Linked DNA regions of Mus musculus: region 2 is linked to region 1. A link is a loop called in an ENCODE intact Hi-C map of the cell type or tissue named here. Cell type or tissue: gastrocnemius. All regions are shown on one strand. Each heading gives the region's core, and the rest is flanking DNA. Links, peaks and the distances in the headings are about the cores only.

Region 1 (8,327 bases), core at 37-8,036:
GCAAACCTCACGCTTTGCTAGACAAGGGCTCTATCACAGAGGTATACATCCCCAGTTCTGAGACACTCCAAAACATGATTTGAGCCTGTTACACATTATTTCTAGCACTTCCTAATTCCAACCCTATAGTTAAGTCATGTATTCAGGTTTCATCAATTTAGGCCCCTTTCTCTCAGCTTCAAAAATTTGTTTTCCCCCAATGATTTTTTTTTCTCTTGTGACACGGTTTCACTGTGTAAGTCTGGCAGACCTAGACTACAGTAAGTACACCAGGCTGACCTGGAACTCACAGAGATCCACTAGAACCCCGGCCCTCCCAATGCTGTGATTAAAGATGTGCTACCATACCTGATTTTTTTTTTTACAAAGATTTATTTATTTGTTTTATGTATATGAGTGCACTGTAGCTGTACAGATGGTTGTGAGCCTTCATGTGGTTGTTGGGAATTGAATTTAGGACCTCTGCTCGCTTAGGTCGGCCTCACTCACTCTGGTCAACCCTGCTCGCTCAGGCCCAAAGATTTATTTATTATAATACGTAAGTACACTGTAGCTGTCTTCTGACACACCAGAGGAGGGCGTTAGATCTCATTACAGATGGTTGTGTGCCACCGTATGGTTGTTGGGATTTGAACTCAGGACCTTCGGAAGAGCAGTCAGTGCTCTTACCTGCTGAGCCATCTCATCAGCCCTACCTGATTTTCTTAATTAAAAAAAGAAAAAGAAAAAGAAAAAGAAAAAAAAAGTGAGGGGTTGGAGAGATGGCTCAGTGGTTAAGATCATAGACTGCTCTCCCGAAGATCCTGAGTTCAAATCCCAGCAACCACATGGTGGCTCACAACTATCTGTAATGGGATCCAATGCCCTCTTCTGGTGTGTCTGAAGACAGCTACAGTGTACTTACATATAATAAATAAATAAATCTTTAAAAAAAAAGAAAAGAGAATATAGTGTTTGTGTGCATGTACCTGCATTACACATCACAACATAGTGTGGAGGTCAGAGGACACCGGCTCTCACCGTCCACCTTATCTGACACAGGGTCTCTCTTCTTTTCTCCTGCTGCATTGCAAGCAAGCTGGTCAAGTGTGATTCTCATGTTCCTGCCTGCTATCCTGCTGAAGTATACTGCGTTTACAGTTGTGCATTACCACATTCAGGGTTTGTTTTTTTTTTAAAGCTTTTAATTTTTATTTTATTTGTATAGATGTTTTGCCTGCACGTATGTCTCTGTACTATTTACACATCTGGTGCCCACAGAATAGGGCTTCAGACCCTCTGAAACTCAAATTACCTGGTTTTGATCCTTCATGTGTGTGTGCTGGGAATAGGACTGGGGTCATTCAGAAGAGCAGCCAGTGCTCCAAACCAATCTCTCCTGTCCTTTATTTCATTGTGTTAAAGCAGTGTATCATTTAACCCAGGCTGGCCTCAAACTCACTATGCAGCTGAGAACTGAACTTTTGACCCCTGCTTCACTCACCGTCTTGGGTACTAGGACAAAGCAGAAGGCATCAAGCATATGTGTCAGTGGCACAGGACTGGAGGGAGGGTCAGGTCAGTCACAGGTCTGTCAAGATCATGTTGAACTTGGGTGTCCTCCAGTGGGACCTTCACCAGCAATGCTGAGTTCTGTACACTGCCTGGGGGACAGGGTGGAGACCCAGCTTCTTGACCTCAAGTGTCATTGCTTGACTGAGTTCCTCTCACTGCAAAGGAAGCACGCCATTTTTGTAAGGATTCCTTCTGCGCAGTTCATAGTCTTGTTTCAGGGTTCCCAATTCCTCAGTTTGGAAACACCTCCCATCCCCCATCCCCTACAGGTACTGTTCTTCCTCCTCCAGGCAGCAGGCAGAGTCACATGATTTGAGTCAGAGGACTCCAGATCCAAGGGTCCTGCTTATCTCACTAGAACTATCACCATAGCCATCTGTGTCCTTTTTCCTCCTCAAACGGCACCCCTTGCCTTCTGCCGTTTATTGCAAAAGCCAAGTCGTTTGTGGGAGACCACAAGAAGTGACTCCTTTCATTCTCCAGCTTAAGAGAAAGAGAAAAAAAAAAAAAACAAAAATCAAAAAACCCCTACTTCTCACCCAAGAAAACACGCTTACACTCACACCCCTGAGACTTCTGTGTTTCCTGCTCTTGAACCGTGGACAGCCCTAAAAGGTTTAAAAGCATTTCTGTCAAGATAGCTCAGGGTCACCCCTGTTGGCTTCTGACATTTCAGGGAGGCGAAATGACTTGTATCATGTCACACAGGCTGCAGGGAACTACGGGACGAGAGGAGAAAGCTGGTACGTTCTCTATGGCCTGAACAACTGTGGAACCAGAATGCAGCGAAACCTCAGGATCCTGGCTGGCCCTTGACCTTATCCTGAATAGGAAACGCTCGCCATCGGTGGGCGTTCCCTAGGTGCAGGACAGACGGAACGTGAAAGTTGCAAATAATCCTTACTTCTTCCCTCTGACCAGAGAGGATGGGAAAGGGCCGAAGCTAAGGACCCGTCTCGGTCCCGCACCGCACGGTTAACACCTGGTACCGCTCGCGCGGATTCTTTAAACGACTCCTAGCGAGCCAGAGACTCTCAGCAGCAAGGGCGGGGTTGGGCTGAGGTTCAGTCACGTGACCGTGCCTGAGTGGGCTAGCGGCCCCCACCCCACCAGGGGGCGTCCCCCACAACGCGTGGTCGACCCTCATTGGCCCATAGTGCGACCAATAGAAATCAGCCATCTGGGATCCCAGCGTTCCGAGCCACAGCCTAACTTGCTGAGCCAACTGGGAAGCAATGGAAAGGGACAGCTGTAGGTCTAAACCAGTCAAAAGGACCGAGGGGCGGGCTCAGCGGCTGTGTCAGGTTCGGGTGAGAGGTAGGTGAATATAAATTGAAGCGGCGGTGGCCGCGTCCGTCAATACCGCAGAGCCGCTGCCTGAAGATCGTCTTAAAAGGCCTGTGTGCCGCCGCCCCCTCGGCCCGCCATGCTCCTTTCGGTGCCGCTCCTGCTTGGCCTCCTCGGCCTGGCCGCCGCAGACCCTGCCATCTATTTCAAAGAGCAGTTCTTGGACGGAGGTAAGGTCTGGGCCCGTCTCGAGGCCGCTTAGCGACTGCTGGGCCCCGAGACCTCGGCTGCCTCGTCGTGTGTAATGTAATTACCGTTCAGAGGGCCAACACTGTGGCCCCAGAGGGACTAGGGCCGCGGGCGGTTCCATGTGTGCGTCCTTGTGGGACTAGGAAGGCTCAGCCGTTTCCCGCCCCCAGAGTTAGGATTCGTCCAAGGACCTGAAGCCCATCGAGATGTCAAGTTTGAGGTTGGGATGGGAATCCCCTTCCCCACCCCCACCTGCTTGTAGCTCCTGACAGACGTTGGTTATGGGGGCGGGGGTCGGACGGCCCCGCTAATCTGACTCTATGCCCTTCCCTTTCAGATGCCTGGACCAACCGCTGGGTCGAATCCAAACATAAGTCCGATTTTGGCAAATTTGTCCTCAGTTCTGGCAAATTTTACGGGGACCTGGAGAAGGATAAAGGTACAAGGGAGTGGGTGCAGGACAACTTCCTGGAGGAAGCTGTAGTCAGCACATACATCTTGTTGGGGCTTTTCCCAGGAACACGGGAGCCAAGGACAGGTGGAGGAAGGAAGGGAGGTCAGCCGTGCCCCTCTAGGTCTAGGGTATTCCGGGTTCACCTGATGACAGTCCCATTTCATCACAGGGCTGCAGACAAGCCAAGATGCCCGATTTTACGCACTGTCCGCCAAATTCGAACCCTTCAGCAATAAGGGCCAGACACTGGTGGTACAGTTCACGGTGAAGCATGAGCAGAATATCGACTGTGGGGGCGGCTACGTGAAGCTGTTTCCGAGTGGTTTGGACCAGAAGGACATGCATGGAGACTCAGAATATAACATCATGTTTGGTGAGGGGCCCCCAGCCAGTGCTGACCTCTGCCGGTTGGACAGTGGGTGCAGACTGAAACCCTTTGTAACCAGAATGCTGATCTTCATACCATGGAAAGCACTTGAATGATGAAAATTTTTGTCCTGAAGGACAACTTTATTAGTTGGTGTACAATATTACTTGAAGACTTATATTGTTCATTTGTATGATATTTTCTACGTGTTAATAATTTTAGAAATGATGCTAATGACAGGGTCTAAAAATCAGTGAAAAATCTGAGCATGTGCATATTTCTTCTGTACTCAAGTATGAAAGGGTGTGCTAGTGTGAAGGTCAGAGGGCAACTTTGGAAATCTCTTTTGTCATCTGGGTTCTAGGATCAAATTTGGATTGTCAGGCTTAGTGGCAAGTACCTAATTTACCACTGAGCCATTTGCTGGCCCCAGAATGGTAATCGTTTCAGATTTGTAGTCTTTTATGCCTTTAATGGATGCATTGAAGTCAGATGTATAACTGTTCCTGAACAGTTAGGACTTTGTATAGAGAACCTGTCTCAAAAAAACAAACAAACCCCAACCAAAACAGGTTTTTATTTCTGGATAGCGATGGCTGTGTATATGTGTAATTCCAGCATTCAGACCACTGAAGTAGATCAGAACTTTAAAGGCAGCTTCAGTTAAATGTAACAGTCTCCTCTGTCAAAAATAAAATAAGAGCTGGAGATAGAATTCAGTGGTTTCAGAGAACACAAGCTCAGTTCCCAGCACTCACACAGTGTCCTGTGACTCCCGTGCCCACTTCAGACCTCTGCAGGCTCCTGTGTATGCATGGTATATAGTCACAAATAGATGAGGTTAGGTCTCCCTTTCTCAAAGGATAGAGCCTGCCATCAGCCTGCATATGCTTCCTACATAGGTCCGGACATCTGCGGTCCTGGCACCAAGAAGGTTCATGTCATCTTTAACTACAAGGGCAAGAATGTGCTGATCAACAAGGATATCCGGTGTAAGGTGTGCCTGGGGTAGTCATTTAAATGGCTGTCATGGGAGGTCCCGGCAGCCTGGTGGGAGGGACTGCTCACCTCCTTCCCTCTTCAGGATGATGAATTCACACACCTATACACACTGATTGTGCGGCCAGACAACACCTATGAGGTGAAAATTGACAACAGCCAGGTGGAGTCAGGCTCCTTGGAGGATGATTGGGACTTTCTGCCACCCAAGAAGATAAAGGACCCTGATGCTGCCAAGCCGGAAGACTGGGATGAACGAGCCAAGATCGATGACCCCACAGATTCCAAGCCTGAGGTTAGTGTTGGGAGGGTAGCTCCACCTCTGTCATAGAATGGAGGACATCTGGGTCCACTTTGACCTCCACGTGTACTCCTAGGACTGGGACAAGCCAGAGCACATCCCTGACCCTGATGCTAAGAAGCCTGAGGACTGGGATGAAGAGATGGATGGAGAGTGGGAACCACCAGTGATTCAAAATCCTGAATACAAGGTAGGCTTGGGTGTTTGGGTGTGGCTCCCTGGTGGGATGTTTCCTTGGGTGCTATGATTAATGTTGCACTGCAGAAACAAACCAAGATAGGCCTTGGGGTCCTAGTCGGGGTTGTTGGCTGTACTGTGGGATGTGTCTGCCTCTCTATTCATCTGGTTTTCTTCTACAGGGCGAGTGGAAACCACGTCAAATTGACAACCCAGATTACAAGGGTACCTGGATACACCCAGAAATTGACAACCCTGAATACTCCCCCGATGCAAATATCTATGCCTATGATAGTTTTGCTGTACTGGGCCTAGATCTCTGGCAGGTGAGACATAGGAAAGACAAGGGTTCCTGGCAGACCTCAAGTCAGGATCATACTGGTTTATCTGGAGGGAAGAACAGGCAGAGGCACCAACCCTAAGGTGTTCTGAAATGGTCCGCCTAATGAGGCATTTCCTGTTTTATCTCCTTTTTCTTACTCAAGAAAGATGGTTTATTGTTAAAGCATTTTTATGTGTATGGTTATATAGAGGTCAGAGGAAAACTTATCAGAGAAGTTGGTTCTCTTCACTATGTGAGTCCTTGGAATCAACTCTGGTCATTAAAAAAATCTTGGCAACCAAGTGCCTTCATTTGCTGAGCTATCTCTGCCTCCACTGAGCACTTTTCTCTTTTCTGCAGGGCTACTTGGCATGTGCTAAGTCTTTTGCCAAAGTGCCCCTGCAAAATCACCTGGGATTACCCAGTTACAGCTCTGCTCACTGCCCACCCTGGCTACATAACCAAATAAGATTTTAAGAAACATTGGTACCGAGTTTTTGTTGTTGATGTTTTGTGTCTAGGCCAGTTCTTGGCATGAGTTGGAAAAAGAGAGCCCCAGAATGCCTGTTTTATAGAGAAAGTAGTGTGGAAAGTGAAGCCAGTAGTCCATCCAGGTCATTAGGGTGTGAGTTCTGGAAGCATGGCTTCTAAACTGTAATGCTCCCAGGATCACAGCTCCCCCCACCCCGCAACCCCCAGCCAGGCAGGCTGGTCTTGGTGTATGTATGTATGGTATGTACTGACTGGCCTAAAATTCTTTACTTCTGCCTACCTTCTCAGTGCATCAACTTACATACTTGCCTGTCCCACCCACTTTTCTTTTGGACATGATCTCACTATAATCCTGTTGGCTTGGACCTCCACAAGTAGTCTGTCTTCTCAGAGCTGGGATCTAAGGCATGTCCTACCACACCCTGCTGCCCCACACATTTTGGTGGATTCAAAGACTAGGAAAGGTGGGAATAGAGGCCTGTCCAGAGCCAGGACTGCCAGAAGTCACTGCTGACCACCTGTCTTTCCGTTCTTTCCCAGGTCAAGTCCGGGACAATCTTTGACAATTTCCTCATCACCAATGATGAGGCCTATGCAGAGGAGTTTGGCAATGAGACGTGGGGTGTTACCAAGGTGGGTCAGAGCTCTTTGTTTACTCTAGGGGTCATCTGGGAGGACTGGCAGACAGATTTGAGCCAGGTATTAAAAGATATGGTTGGTTGGTCCTCACAGGCTGCAGAGAAGCAGATGAAGGACAAGCAGGATGAGGAGCAGAGGCTTAAGGAAGAAGAAGAGGACAAGAAGCGTAAAGAGGAAGAAGAAGCTGAGGATAAAGAGGATGATGATGACAGAGATGAAGATGAGGACGAAGAAGATGAGAAGGAGGAAGATGAGGAAGAATCCCCTGGCCAAGCCAAGGATGAGCTGTAGAGGCCACACCACCTGCCTTCAGGGCTGGACTGAGGCCTGAACACCCTGCCGCAGAGCTGGCTGCTCCCAATAATGTCTCTATGAGACTCAAGAACTTTTCATTTTTTCCAGGCAGGTTCAGATCTGGGGTAGATTCTGATTTTGTTCCCCTGCCTCCCCCATTACCCCCCCCCCTTTTTTTTTTTACTGGTGTTTGTCTTTAATTCTCCTTCAGCCCTCATCTGGTTTCTCATTTTTGAATCAACATCTTTTCCTTCTGTCCCTCCCTTTCTCCATCTTTTGGTCACTACCCTCCAACTCTAGGAACAGGGGTGTAGAGGAGAAGCCCTAGGCTTGAGATTTCATCTGCTCTCCTTCCTGCATCTCAGAGGAGGGCAGGAGAAGGGGGTGGTGTTTTCCCTCCCCCCGCACTGAGGAAGAATGGGGCTCTTCTCATCCCCTTTCTCCCTTGCCCCCAGGACTGGGCCACTTGTGGGGCAGCCAGTTCTAGCACAGCTCACACTGAGAGTGTAAGAACTACAAACAAAATTTCTATTAAATTAAGTTTTGTGTCTTCCCTATTGTGTCTCCTTCTCTGGGAGGATGTACATCAGGAGCTAAAAGCAGCCTTTCTCAGGTGCGGGTGACGTATGTTTCAGCTACTGGAGTTTGCAGAGTCTCAGAAATGTCATTTATATGTATCCCATAGTCTCTAAATGGGAGAGTAGCCATCAGGTCTTGATCCTAAACTCATAGACGTGTAAGTTTTGATTCTAGCACAGACCTCATTGACAGACTGACTAGAATTTAGTGAATTCAAATATTAGCCATCTTGGTTAAAAGTGGGATGGATCTGTTGGACTGACACCTAGGAAAGCTGAGCAAAGTTCACAGTAGTGGGGTGCATGCTGGTAGATAATAGTCAAAGGGACTGACTGAGCTCAGGGACAGTGATCTACTTTCCCCAAGGGCCCATGGTTCTAGGACTGAGCTGATAAAGATAGATTCCAGGATTGGGTTATGTAGTTCAGTTGGACACTTAGCTAGCATGGCCTGGGTTCCATCCCCACCACAAGGAAAAGAAGAGACTCATTGTTGAGTCTCAAGGCTGCCTTTTATACTCTAGTGTAGTAGGTTGAAGAATGGGCAGGAGGAAGCCTGTGTTCTTCACAAGAAAGTTGTGATCTAGCTTTCAATTCTGGAGTCTAGACTCAAG
Region 2 (8,327 bases), core at 164-8,163, 57 kb before region 1:
GAAATCGGCCTGCCTTTGCCTCCCAAGTGCAGAGGATGCTGGAATTAAAAACGTGTACCACCACTGCACAGCTTTTTTCCTACCTTTTTAAAAGACAAAGTCGGGCTGGTGAGATGGCTCAGTGGGTAAGAGCACCCGACTGCTCTTCTGAAGGTCTGAAGTTCAAATCCCAGCAACCATATGGTGGCTCACAACCACCCGTAATGAGATCTGATGCCCTCTTCTGGTGCGTCTGAAGACAACAGCTACAGTGTACTTACATATAATAAATAAATAAATCTAAAAAAATAAAAATAAAAAAAAAAGATTTAAAAGACAAAGTCTCTAGGTTATATAGCTCTAGCTGGCCTTGAGGGTCACCTAGTGCTTCCAAGTGCTGGGATTAAACACATATACCACCATGCACAGCGGTTTGCTGTTGTTGTTAACTTTCTGAGACATGAAGAAAACAAACAAACAAAAAATATTCAGGAGGCTGAAGCAGGTAGATCTCTGAGATCTCAGTACCAGCCTGATCTATAGAGTGAGTTCCCAGACAGTCAAAGCTATACAGAGAAACCTTTTCTCAGAGAAAGAAAGATACACAGAGAGAGAGAGAGAGAGAGAGAGAGAGAGCGAGCCAGAAACTGACTAAATTTCCCAGTATGACTTTGACCTTGTTCTGTATTACAGGCCAGTGTCAAATTTGCCTCCAGCCTCAGCCTCGTAAACAGCTCAGATTACAGGCCTAAACTACCTCTGTGACTATTGACCCACTTTGGCCGAGGAAATGGACATATTGGACATATGATCACCCACATCTTTAAAATCAGCACTCAGGAGGCAGAGGCAGGAGGATAGGATGATCTCTGTGAGGTTGATGCCAGCCTGGTCTACATAATTTCAGGCCAACCAGGGCTACATAGTAAGATCCTGTCTTAGGAAGAAAAGGGAGAAGGGCAAAGATAATAGTTGTGAGTATCTCATCACTGGCTTGACAACAGGTGACAGGATTGGAAGGCTGATCTTGATGGAGGAGGCTGCTGGGGTGGGGGTGATGGTGGGGGAAGGGGATGGGGGAGTGTCATCAGAAGTGAATGAATTTTAGAAAGTTTAGGAGGTGTGTGTACAGGTAAGTGTGTCACCTGCCGGGGGACTCAATGCTTCTCGTAATTTCCAGCTCCATACTACAGTGAGGCAGACACTGGTTTTATATGGGAAATTTTTATAGTAACGACAACAATCCTAGCAGATGGGCACAGTGTGAAGCTCCCTTCTAGATCTTAGGAAATCTCACCCCAGTCCATCTGCGTCCAGGACACAGGGTCACTCCTCTGGTCTAGGGGTCCATTTGAGTTGATTTATCTGGTGGTCTATATTGCTGGGTCTGTGGGGCCATGTGTGGGGCTCCCTGAGGACATGTGAGGTTTGTCCTGAAGGCTCCTTTGTATGGTCTTCTGGTCAGTTTTTGATCTGGGTAGGACTATATAATGGCCCATCTTTTGGGATACGGTCCTTGGATCCACTCTTATTTCATCCCCAGTCCTTGTGCAGGATCACTCAGAGGTGACGCTTCATGTGCAGAGCTAAGTGGTCAGAGCGTGAAAAAGCACGTGGGCAGAGGCCACAGCAGAAGGGACGATGTCCAGTGTGCTTCCGGTAGTGGCGCGTCAGTTCGTCTGAGCGAGCGAACCTCCAGTCACAGCCGTCCCAGGAGCAGGCATAAGGCTTCTCTCCTGAAGGACAGGGAGCTGTAAGTACCACCCTCCAAGCAACCCAGCTCCAGTTTGCACCCTTGATGAAGTAGAGCCAAGTCTTAGGACATACCTAGCCCACACAGTTAAAAGGTCACATAATCCTGCCTTCTGTGACTCAATCCTTTTCTGTATCTACAGCTGCAATCCTGCAGTTTTCTCACTTCCGGTCTCCTATCCCACTTCCGGTGTGCTAGTTCCCTGCCTTTTTATGTGGCTGCACCTTCGTTCTTTGTTCTCCGCGTTGCAGCTATTTCTTGCTCTGGCAGAGCCTCCCGATGATATCCAGTCTTGTTCCTCAACTTGGTTCAAGCCCAGAAATCCACCCCAGTGTTCAAGGCCCTGTCTCTGGTGATTCCCTCTCTTCCTGTTACAGCCTGTTGCGTGCCCTGCCATGCTTGGGAGACCCTCAGCTGTCTTCCAGTCCTGGGATGACCCCGTTTCTCTTTCTAGGCCCTGTCTCTCAGCATTTCCTTCTCTTCTTTTCTTTTTTCTTTCTTTCTTTTTTTTTTTAATTTATTTATTTATTATATGTAAGTACACTGTAGCTGTCTTCAGTCACACCAGAAGAGGGCATCGGATCCCATTACAGATGGTTGTGAGCCACCATGTGGTGCTGGGATTTAAACTCAGGACCTCTGGAAGAGCAGTCAGTGCTCTTAACCACTGAGCCATCTCTCCAGCCCCCTTCTCTTCTTTTCTTAACTCTGGGACCTCTGTCAGTTGCCCCTGAAACTGATTTTACTTGAGTGTCTCAACCTCCTGATCCCAGATGGTTCCAGCTCGAGCATGCATGTAAATACTGGCTATATCCTGAGCTCTGGCATTCCAAGCTTGTACCTTTCGGGTTCACCCCTCTAGTTTCTTCTCCCATCTCTAACCCAGGCCTTACACATCCACTTCTAACACCGAAGTCCCCAAAGTGTTCCCCAGGTCCTCTGTTACACCTATTTATTTATGAACCAGGATCTCACTAAGTAGCTCAGGCTGCTGAAACTCGCTATAATAGCCCAAATGGCCTCGAAGTCACTGCTATCCACCTGCCTCTGCCTCCCGAGTGTTTGTATTAGCCCATTTGGGTCTGGAATCGCCCCTTCTAGACTTGACCCAGTGTCTCAGGTGCGGTCTTCACGACCCCTAGAACTGGGGCCGCCTTTAGCCACGCCTCTGACTACCCTCCGGCCCCTCCCTTCGTTCACTAGCGGCTCCCGCCCCGCCCCCGCCCGTCTGGCCCCGCCCTTACCCGTGTGCGTGCGCAGGTGCGCCTTGAGGTGCGAGCTCTTGGTGTAGCTCTTCCCGCAGCCTTCGTGCCCGCACGTATGTGCCGCCTGCCTCTTAGGTGCCAAAGTTCGCCGGCTGCGTTTGGGCGGCGCAGTTCCCGGGGACAAGCCTGCGTCTCCGGCGATCGCAGTGGCCCCGAGTTCTGTGGCCACAGTCCCAGGTCCCAGACAATTCAAGAAGGAAGGGGGCGCCGTGGGACCAGCAGAAGGCGCCGCGAGCCCGCGAAAGAGCTGGAAGTGGCCTTGGTACTGTGGCGCGGGGTACAGCGCGGGGTATCCCGACAGCAGCCCATAGGGGGCGCCTGGAGCTGCGGGCACCGCAAGCCCCGCCCGCGGGAAGAAGCCCCCTACGGAGCCCGCTCGCGAGTCGGAGTACGAGGGCTGAGCCTTGGGAGCGAGTCCCGGGGCCAGGGCAGGGGCCACGAAGGGTTCAGGGGCTGGGGGTCTCGGAGTCGGGTGCGCCCAGCTTGTGTGCTCCTCGGAGCCCAAAGGCCCAGTCACCAACCCTGGGCCACCCGCATAGGCGCCCAGAGACTCAGGCGGCTCGAACTGTGCCACTGGCCCCACGCTGGGCGCCAGGGCACAGGTCCGGGAAGTGCCGGGAGACTCGGAACCTGGAAAGTTTGTAAGGAAAAGATCCGGGTCCCACGCACAGGTCACGTCCCTCTCATCGTCCTCTCCGGAAGGGTCCTCCGATTTCAGACTCACGTGATGGGACGGCCCCGTGGGATTCGGGGGCCCCGGCCCCAAATCCTGCGTCTCCTCAGACCGCCACCACTGCGGGAGGGAGCGTACTGCTTGAATGGTAGGCACTGGGTACCTGGCCCTCAAACAACCCTGGCTGGAAACACCGTTGGTGCCTGTCATTTACCCACACGGTTCCCCTAACCCCTTTCTCAGCTCCAGACAACTCCATTAGGTCTTGCTAGAGACAGCTAAGACACTTACCAAGAATAGTATTCAGGATGGGAGAAGGGGTTGCAGAGTTCTGAGTCAAAGGGGACAGCTTCGACTCCGTTTTCCCTAGCCTTTCCCTGTCTTCACATAGCCCAGAAAATTACAGCTCAAAGCCTGGAAATCCCAGGACACCTTTATCTGGACCTTTGTCTCTATGAGCCTAGTCTCTTAAGATATAGAGCTTAGAATTCTGCTTCCTGTTGGAGAAATAGGCCTCACCTTGATCTCAGACCCCTAGAACATCTCCCCCAAACAAGGCTCAGAGGCTCTCCCACTCCTCCACCCCCAAAAAACAGAGCAGAGGATATTAAAGTAAGATAGACGCCCCACCCCTAAGCACTATGCCCTATGCAAGACCACCTGCCCCCTCCCACACACTCACACTGGCCCCACCTTGAGGAAGTCCTCCTGGGTGTCCAGGAACTGTCCCAGGGTGGTGAGTGTACTGATGGAGGGTAAGACAGTCTCAGCTGAGGCCATGGCTGGCTGGTGTCCACCCTGGACCTCAGGCCTCCTCTCTCTCTTCTGCCTCATGGGCTATGAGGCTAGGAAAGTTTCTTGGAGGGCTCCTGTCTGCCCACATCTGATTGGCTGTCTTCCCTGATAAGACCCAGGCAAAGCAAAACGGCAAAGGAGGGGTGTGTGCGATATGTGTGTGGTGTGCTTCTTTTTTTTTTTTTTTAAGGTTTTCGAAACAGGGTTTCTCTGTGTAACTGAGCCCTGGCTGTCCTGGACTGGCTTATGTAGACCAGGCTGGCCTAGAACTCACAGACATCTGCCTACCTCTGTCTCCTGAGTGCTGGGATTAAAGTTGTGATGTGTCACTTTCAAGGAATAGACCTCACCCTGGCCTGTTTTCAAACTGGTCCCTGAAAACCAACCCTGTATGTAAAGTCAATCAGATGTCAAGGAATAGGGGCTTCAAAGTTTTAGGATTCAGGTTGGGTAAAGAAAAGTCCTGGTCGCTGCTCCCCACCCCCACCCCACCTCCCACAGGACTGAGAAGACCCCTCTGGTTTGGTTTCAAGTCTCTCTCCAAGGAGTGGACCAGGAAGGATAGATTTCTTGGGAAAGGTCTTTGGGACCCTTTGACCCCCATGGAGACCACTGCAGTCCTTACTCTCCCAGACAACAGCAGCAACGGTGCTAGTGGCGGGCCTTGGCACCGGCTCCCTTTCAGGCATTATCAGACACACCAGATGTTTCAGGCCGCTATCAGGTAGGGGGCCCAGAACAACCATAGCTCTGTTCCTCCTTGAGCAGAAGAGCTGGGGGTTGGTGCCACAAATTATTTTAGCTTTGAATTGCTCTGTTGTGTTGAGGTCTGAGCTGTTTAGCAAAAGGAGTCCCCTCAAATCAGCCCACTCTGGGGCTCTGAGGACCCTCACTGGCTACTGCATGGAGCTGAAGGGGATGGCTAGGAAGTTTACAGTGTGGTGGGCTAGGACCCATAGATGGAGCTGCAGCTAGTATGCCGTTCAGAAGAGCTCAGCCCTGACTCTGCCTAACGGCTCATTGTGTGCGGGACCCCATGATAGATGGCCTGCTATTCCCATACTTCTATTCTGGTGCCCTATGAGTCAGGGTAGGGAAATGGGGTGTCACGGGTACAATAATATCACACATACACCATCATTGCTCGGTGTCCATAGGGGACATCAGATCCATTATAGAAAATGGTACCTAGTCAGGCATGGTAGTGATGCCTTTAATCCCAGCACTTGGAAAGCAGAGGCTGGTGGATCTCTATGAATTTGAAAGGTCTGTTTGGTCTACATAATAAGTTCCAGGACAACCAGGGCTACATAGTCTTTGTCTCGAAAGACGACAACAAGGGTAAAACAGTGCTGGGGACTTAGCTTCATGGAGTGCTTGCACCGTATTAACTTTAAAAGAAAAGCATAAAGACCTAGGTTCAGATCCCTGGCACTGACACAAAAGCCAAGTGTCACTGTGCATGTCTAAGACTAGTGCTAGACAGATGGAAACGGGAAGATACCTGGTGCTCACTGGATAGTCAGCCTAGCCGATCAGGTCCAGTGTCAGGCCCAGCATAGGAAATAAGGTAAAGAAAACGAAGGAAGAGACCATCAACCCTGACCGCTGGGCTGCACGCATGCTCAAGCACACACTAGACACACGCCCCAACAATCAGTGTGCTAAGACGAGTAACCGGAGGACAACAGGCTAATGGAGGAGGGCAGGCAACCATGGAAGGTTACATGCCTCATTATTTTGTCTATATAATTGCCAGAACAGGTCAGGACGAGCAGTGCTTCCCAGAGGCTGGGGCAGGAGACTGCTAGGAGACAAAGTCTCATTTGGGAGGACAGAAACATTCTGAAACTCAGTAGAAGTGTTTGTCACAGGACACTGTGGTGCTACATTGCCCACTGAATCTGCATTTATTTATTGATTGATTGATTGATTGATTGTATGAGTACACTGTTGCTGTCCCCAGACACACCAGAAGAGTCCATCATATCCCATTACAGATGATTATGAGCCACAACCAAAGAAGACATTTTACTGGGGCTTGCTCACATTTTCATAGGTGTAGTCCATTATCATAGTGGGGAGCATGGTGGCATGAAGGCAGGAGCTGGTCCAATAACTGAGAGAAACATCCTGAGAGAGAGAGAGAGACTTTGAACCTCAAAGCCAACCTCCAGCGACACACTTCCCAATTCTTACAACCCTTTCAAAAAGTGCCACTCTCTGGTAATTAGGCATTCAATATATGAGCCTTTGGGGGCCATTCTGGGATTTATTGTTTTTGTTTTTTCAAGACAAAGTCTCTGTGTAGCCTGGAACTTGTTTAGCAGACCAGGCTGACCTCGAACTCCCTCTGCTTCTAGAATGCTCGGATTAAAGGTGTATGCCACCACCATCCAGCTACGGGGACTATTCTTTTTATTTAATTATTTTATTATTTTATTTATGTATATGAGTACACTGTCACTGTCTTCAGACACAGCAGAAGAGGGCGTTGGGTCCCATTACAGATGGTTGTGAGCCACCATGTGGTTGCTTGTAATTGAACTCAGGACCTCTGGAAGAGCAAACAGGGTGCTCTTTCCCACTTCTCTCCAGTCCCCTATTAGGACCATCCTTAAACCTCCACAGAACCTTTGATAGGAAAGTTTTCTTATATAGCCCCACCTGCACAGGGCATAGTCAGATTCACAGGAATTAGGGGTTGAAGAGGCCAAGGGCTGCAGGATAAGGGAGGTGACCAAGTGGAGAACTATACATAGTGTCAGAAAGCCCAGGGTGATGATGCAGTCCCTGTTGTATAAGGGGAGAGTCAGAAGGTTTTGTTTTACTGTTAAGGGTGAGAGAGTGTGTGCTCTAAACAGGACCAGTAAGAGAAAGGGGAGAACCCAAAGAGACGATAAACTACCTAAGCCAGTCTATTTAGCCACCCAGACCTAGCGTCTCTCCTACCCAAGTGATAAAGTTACGTTTGCTTTCTCTGCAGCTCAATTTTCTTTCTTTCACGGACTTTCAATCTTTCATCTGCCAGGAAAAGACCTCAAGATCCCCTAGACAACCACCAGCACCCCATTAGAGCAGGATCTCGTGAGATCGTCGTAAAGGGTGTAGCTCAGAGCATGTGCTTAGCATGCACTCTGGGGCAGAGCATGTGCTTAGCATGCACCAGCTCTGGTTTGATGTTGGGGTTTGAATTAAGGTGAATTATGTGAAGATAAAGTGAATTTGAGAAGGGGCCTAGGAACATCTGGTGTTGATGTTTCTCAAGAAGGATTTGTGTTACAACATAATGTATGTTTCAACTCCTAGTGGAAGGGACCCAGGAGTGCCTGAGACCTTCCTCCATCTCTAGAGCATAGTCAGGGTAAATGATGTTCCCACACCTCAGATGTTTTTCTGAAGACAAATAACATTGTTGTGCTTTATACAACCTTGAGCATGCTGGCTGTGAGCAGCCTTCTCTGTTACCAAAGGAGCTCTAATAATAAAAATGAGCCTTGTCCTGTAAATTGGGCTTAGGTGCTGGGCTGTGTAACCACCGTGATTTCCTGCTTCAGTTCTTTTGGCATTAATAAGAAAGGCTTTAGCTAGCCTCTCACAAATAAATAAATAAATAAATAAATAAATAAATAAATAAATAAATAAATAAAGATAATAATAAAACCAAACAACTACAATTACAGAAAAATTAAAACAAAAGTTTCCAAAGAGAATAGCCACACCCAAATAGAAAACCACCTTGCTGAGTACTGCCTAGATACACAGTAACTAACAGAGAATACAAGCTTACACTGAACTATGTAGACAAGAAACCATCAAGAGAGCCAGGTGTGGTGGCACAGGCCTGGAATCCCAGCTCTCT

Evidence for each region. A loop is a pair of places that touch in the nucleus more often than their neighbours do. Peaks named below come from ENCODE experiments on the same cell type or tissue, not always from the same donor. Only the 100,000 strongest peaks of a DNase experiment are listed, where the experiment ranks them.
Region 2: a loop joins it to region 1, with 2.9 times the contacts of the local background. A loop is called at or near these places in 16 of 42 quality-filtered maps.

The regions. Positions count from the first base shown.
Region 1 is chr8:84,841,452-84,849,778 of GRCm38, reverse strand. Calr (calreticulin) reads left to right here and starts at 2,848. Exons shown (of 9, transcript NM_007591.3): 1 at 2,848-3,071; 2 at 3,428-3,529; 3 at 3,714-3,917; 4 at 4,814-4,908; 5 at 4,996-5,205; 6 at 5,288-5,401; 7 at 5,571-5,714; 8 at 6,743-6,835; 9 at 6,935-7,691. The coding sequence starts at 2,981. The coding sequence ends at 7,132. It overlaps 1700122E12Rik (a long non-coding RNA gene), which reads right to left and starts at 2,632. Exons shown (of 3, transcript XR_106144.5): 1 at 2,459-2,632; 2 at 1,484-1,709. In gastrocnemius, for the core only: CTCF peaks have their summits at 2,657 (motif pointing right) and 3,951 (motif pointing left); DNase peaks (open chromatin) are centred at 2,735 and 3,891; H3K4me3 peaks cover 3,660 bases; H3K27ac peaks cover 2,727 bases.
Region 2 is chr8:84,898,152-84,906,478 of GRCm38, reverse strand. Klf1 (Kruppel-like factor 1 (erythroid)) reads right to left here and starts at 4,497. Exons shown (of 3, transcript NM_010635.3): 1 at 4,364-4,497; 2 at 2,977-3,790; 3 at 1,188-1,715. The coding sequence starts at 4,450. The coding sequence ends at 1,540. Gm39213 (predicted gene, 39213) reads right to left here. Exons shown (of 3, transcript NR_168730.1): 3 at 6,328-6,598. In gastrocnemius, for the core only: a CTCF peak has its summit at 3,297; DNase peaks (open chromatin) are centred at 3,289 and 3,728; H3K4me3 peaks cover 1,542 bases; H3K27ac peaks cover 1,535 bases.